Linked DNA regions of Homo sapiens: region 2 is linked to region 1. Evidence: chromatin loops called from intact Hi-C (ENCODE). Cell type or tissue: OCI-LY7. All regions are shown on one strand.

What was found. A loop is a pair of places that touch in the nucleus more often than their neighbours do. Peaks named below come from ENCODE experiments on the same cell type or tissue, not always from the same donor. Only the 100,000 strongest peaks of a DNase experiment are listed, where the experiment ranks them.
Region 2: it touches region 1 in a loop (2.5-fold over the local background); 41 of 110 quality-filtered maps call a loop at or near these places.

What each region holds. Positions count from the first base shown.
Region 1 is chr7:127,707,815-127,710,314 of GRCh38, reverse strand. The region is part of intron 9 of SND1 (staphylococcal nuclease and tudor domain containing 1); the gene reads right to left. Among named protein-coding and RNA genes, the nearest start is that of SND1, 57 kb to the right of the region's middle. In OCI-LY7, CTCF peaks have their summits at 1,207 and 1,408 (motif pointing left); a DNase peak (open chromatin) is centred at 1,394.
Region 2 is chr7:128,134,421-128,136,920 of GRCh38, reverse strand. No RefSeq gene overlaps it. Among named protein-coding and RNA genes, the nearest start is that of MIR593, 54 kb to the right of the region's middle. RefSeq lists an enhancer at 481-1,055 and a silencer at 991-1,180. In OCI-LY7, CTCF peaks have their summits at 869 and 1,078 (motif pointing left); DNase peaks (open chromatin) are centred at 830 and 1,070; H3K4me3 peaks cover 1,207 bases.

The DNA of each region.
Region 1 (2,500 bases):
CCAGATAACAAATATTTTAGGCTTTGCAGGCCACGCAGTTTCTATCACAACTACTCACCTCTGCCATTATAGCACAAGAACAGACACACACAATACACAAGCGAACACATATAGCTATGTTCCAATTTATTTACGATACTGACATTTAATTTCACATAATTTTCACATGCCACGATATATTTTTTATTAACGCAAAATCCATTTTTTTCAGTGTAAAATCCACAGATCATGCAAAAACAAGTGCCCAGCCAAATTCAGCCCATGGGCCATAGTTTGCCAACCCTGAGACAGACACTATGATCAACTTTGTTAAAAAAAAAAAAAATTACAAAACAAGGCCAAGTCATAGTGTTTCATGTACTATGGGTATTTATGCTTATCTTCTTTATGTTTTTTTCCTGTTTTAAAAGCAAAACGAATGCTAAAGAATTTTTAAAAGTCAAGTTTTAAAAACTCTTTTCCCATTTCTCTCTACCCTCTAAGCGGACGTGTACCCAAACAGTCTCAATTTATGTTTCAATTTCTACAGAAGATTGGTTATTCCTCATAATTCTCCATCAGATGATTTCTAGAGGCAATCTCCTCTACTTTGGCACTGTAATGAATAAAACTTCATTGTCATGATAAAAGCCTCGCTCTCTTTTAAAGAAAAAACAGATCCTAGGATCCTAGATTTTTGAAAATGGAAAAAATTCTTCTACAGGTAGGTCTCCCTTTTCTAATTACCAACAAAGTCATATTTAAGATAAATGCAAAGCTCAATAATCTAAATCCTTTGAATTTTGTTCTTATGCAGTGCTTTAGTTAACTCCCCAACCAGCCAAGGCCCAAAACTCTTCAAAATATTCTAGGTTTTTCTACAAACTCAGTTTTAATAGAGGACAGGCTGGTAGGAACACGACAGGGTACTAAGATCCTCACATGCCTCATCTACATCACTAATGTCACAGACTCTCAAAGTGAAGATGGCGAAAAATTGAAGGCCTGCCTCCCTTTTTGGGTGAAAAATCATCCTTTCATTCTGTAGCTATGTTAACACAGCTATGCTAACTACGGGAAGCATAAGCACAACTGAGTGAGTTCCAAGTAGGCAGAGCAAGCCATGTCCAAGTGTCCACACACGTACACGCCTCACAAAGAAGGGACATTGTGGTCTGCAACAAGACCTGGAGGATGCCAGGATATCCCAACAGGTGCAAGTCCCACTCATGCCTACCAAAAGGAATGATTTTGGCTCACCTCACAGCTGCCTGGACATCACCTACAAAAAGAGGGAAAGAGGCCACTAGACCACTCTGTGACCTATTACTTTGGGCATCATAAAAAAGAGAGTGAAGAAATTTAGCCAGTTCCTCAGAGGTTGCTTAAAAGACAGACTTTCTCAGGCTCACAGTGCCACCTAGTGGCTTTCCATCCTAAACTCATGGTTAGTTGACAGGGAGACAGAACCTCTCAGTCCAAGAATTTGGCACTTAACCACTTTTAGCCCATAAAAACAAAACTTCTAGCATCTCTTGGCAAAAGTAAAAATAGGCTGGAAAACATTACAGCATTTTGGGAAGACACAGAGAGCAGGTCTACTACTCAAGTTACAAAACCATGCAACTAAGAAAAAACATTTTTATAGCACTGCTGATACCACCAAGGATAATAGCTCTAGTTCCCTTCAAAGTAGTCTATCCCAAGACATATCAATGGAAAACTCTCGGGGCGGTGGGGCGGGGAACCAAGAGCTCCAAAACAGAAAGAAGAGAAACTTGAGGTCATATATTTATAGGTGCTCCTTGATTTGCACCAGGGTTAACTCCTGATAAACCCATCATAAGCTGAAAATGCTGTAAGTTGAAAATGCATTTATCTCTCTTCAGCCAGGAAGGAAGGGAGGAAGGGAGGAAGGCAGGAAGGGAGGAAGGGAGGAAGGGAAGAAGGAAGGAAGGAAGAAAGGAAGGAAGGGAGGGAGGGAGAAAGGAAGGAAGGAAAGAAGGGCACTTAATACAACCTACCAAACATCACAGCTTGGCCTAACCTACCTTAGGTTAGGTAGCCTACTTTTGCTTAGGTTAGTTTACCTAACCTACCAAACATCATAGCTTGGCCTAACCTACCTTAAACACATTTGGAACACTTACATAAGTCTACAATTGGGCAAAATAATCTAACACAAAGCCTGTTTTATAATAAAGTGTTGAATATCTCATTTAATTAATTTACTGAATACTAGACCAAAAGTGATAAACAGAATGGCTGTATGGATACTCCAAATGTGGTTCCTACTGAGTATCTATTGCTTTCACACCACTGTAAAGTCAAAATATCTTAAGTCGACCCAGCATAAGTCAGGGACCATCTATACTTGGACATAGGAAATCTTAAGATAATGCTATTTGCTAGGCAGATAAAAAAGAAGTCCTAAACTATGAGAGATATTTCAAGCTAGTTTGAAGTTAGCTAATTTACAAAGAAATTTAAATAGTCTAATGGTTTCTAAACCCCCTACAAT
Region 2 (2,500 bases), 430 kb before region 1:
CTGCAACCTCCGCCTCCTGGGTTCACGCCATTCTCCTGCCTCAGCCTCCCGAGTAGCTGGGACTACAGGCGCCCGCCACCAGGCCCGGCTAATTTTTTTTTTTTTTTTGTATTTTTAGTAGAGACGGGGTTTCACCGTGTTAGCCAGGATGGTCTCGATCTCCTGACCTCGTGATCCGCGCGTCTCGGCCTCCCAAAGTGCTGGGATTACAGGCATGATCCGCCGCGCCCGGCCGGTTAACAGGGATTTGAACCTGGGGTTGTCACTGTCATCACCACAGAGGAGGGGGAGCTGGTTAAGGACCCCTCCTGGAGAAGGGGGTCCTAACGTCGCGGTGCTGCAGGGCGTACATAGCTCATGCATTCAGTCCGTGAAAACTTGTTAAGGGCCTGCTGTGCTTCAGAGGCAAAGCCCACCCCTCCTACGGCTGACTCCCGCAGTGGCGCCTCCTAGAAGCACAAGCAGCCAGAAAAAGCCTGTGTCTGAGCAAGGAGGGTGGGATGTGTGCTGCGGGAGGAGGGTCCCTGCCCCGGCGCCGTCTCACGTTTTCTCTGACCAAGTCTTTCTCCTTAACCCGTAACTCTGGGGCGGGAGGGGGAGGTGTAGAAACGGGCACTAGGTAGGACGTTCTCTGGGATCTGGGGCCATCCTAGCTGAGCCTCGGGCCAGAATCGGAACCCAGGGCGCGGGGACCCGCTTCCTCCCCACCCCACCACGCCCCTTCTGTCATTTATTCCCCAAATAGGCGGCCTAAAGCCACCCGCGTGCGTCGCCCTCTTCCTCCGGGCTTCTTTTAATATGTCAGCATCAGAGCGCCTGCGGGGGCGTAACTTGGGAAACCTCTAACGTCGCGATGCGGCAGGGCTTACATAGCTCACGCATTCAGTCCGTGAAAACTTGTTAAGGGCCTGCTGTGCTTCAGAGGCAAAGCCCACCTCTCCTACCGCTGCGGTTTGCTGGGGACCCACGGGACAGGGAACCCGGGCGCCCCAGGGTCCGCCCCGCCACTCTTTGTGCCCCGCGGCCTCCCGCTCCCGCTGGGGCGCCGCCGCCGCCGCCGAGCTCGCGCGCCCCCTCGTGGGCGCTCCCGGCACTGCGCGGTGCCGCCCCAGCCGGAAGCACGTGGAGGCTCCCTCCAGATCCAGGGGAGCAGGCGGGGGCCTGGACAAGCCTTCCACTTGGCTCGGTCCCTGGGACCCCTTCCCACGCTCTAGAAGCCTAGCCCCTCCATCCTCCTTTTGGCCCGGACCCCCAGCTCTTCCCCTCTCACGCTCTCGCCGCTGTTTCTAGGTCCCCGGGAACTCCTCCGGAGCTCCCGGCGGTGCAGGCGGGAGGTGGAAACGGGGGTGGGGGGCACCCAGACCCCCATTCCAGGGAAACCTCTCACAGCCTGCTCCTGGCTTGAGGAGGTCCCAGGGGGAGCTTCTGTGGCTGCTGAAGACAGGGGCTTTTCCAAATATGACCCCAAAGTGAGGCTTCTGCTTTCAAGGTCTCATTCATATTCTCTCCCCTCTCCCCTCTCCTAGCAGGATCAGCGCTGGCGTGATTTCCCAGGAGAGGGGGAAGGGCCGTCACCTGGCCTTTAAAGACTCACCACATGGATAATCGTGATGAGGGCGAAGCACTAGGTAGGAGGGTTTTCACCACGGTGTTTCATCAAATGAGAATGATCTAGATAAACCAGGAGTGCAACCAACTCCAAAGAAAAAGATGATTTGAAGAACAAAAGTGTGTGTGTGTGTGTGTGTGTGTGTGTGTGTGTGGAGAGAGAGAGAGGGAGACGCTCTAATATCCTTAGAAAGATTCAGAAAATTTTATAGCCACAGAACAAGAACAGAATGCTTTTCAAAGGGGAACAAGTAAGAATTTAGAAAATTAGAAAGGTGACTGCCAAAATAACAGGCTCCGAAATCCACGTAGACAATCCATCCAGCTCTTCCACCTCTTGATCCCTGGTCTCTTCTCCAGTAATTTCTACCCCCGCGCGGTAGCCGCTCCACGGTCATGTCATAGACGTTGTCCTTATTAATTCCCACATCCCTCCAAAATTTACATTTCAACCATCCCGCTCGACCACCACCACCTCCTAAATTTTCATCAAGCTCCCGCTGGTGTTCTGACGCACGTGTTTCTAATCGCTCCCTTGCATACATCCTTCACTTTCGGTGTCCCGCCCCCTCACTGTATTTTCCTAACCAAACTCCAACTTTGATTAAATCCAGAGCTTCGCGTCTTCCACACCCTCCTGAGGCACTGAAGAGAGCTGACTGTCGGTACTTCTTTTTTTTTTTTTGAGACGGAATTTCGCTCTTGTCACCCAGGCTGGAGTGCAATGGCGCGATCTCAGCTCACTGCAACCTCCGCCTCCCGGGTTCAAGCGATTCTCCTGCCTCAGCCTTCCAAGTAGTTGGGATTACAGACGCCTACCACCACGCCTGGCTAAGTTTTGTACTTTTAGTAGAGACCAGGTTTCACCATGTTGGCCAGGCTGGTCTCGACC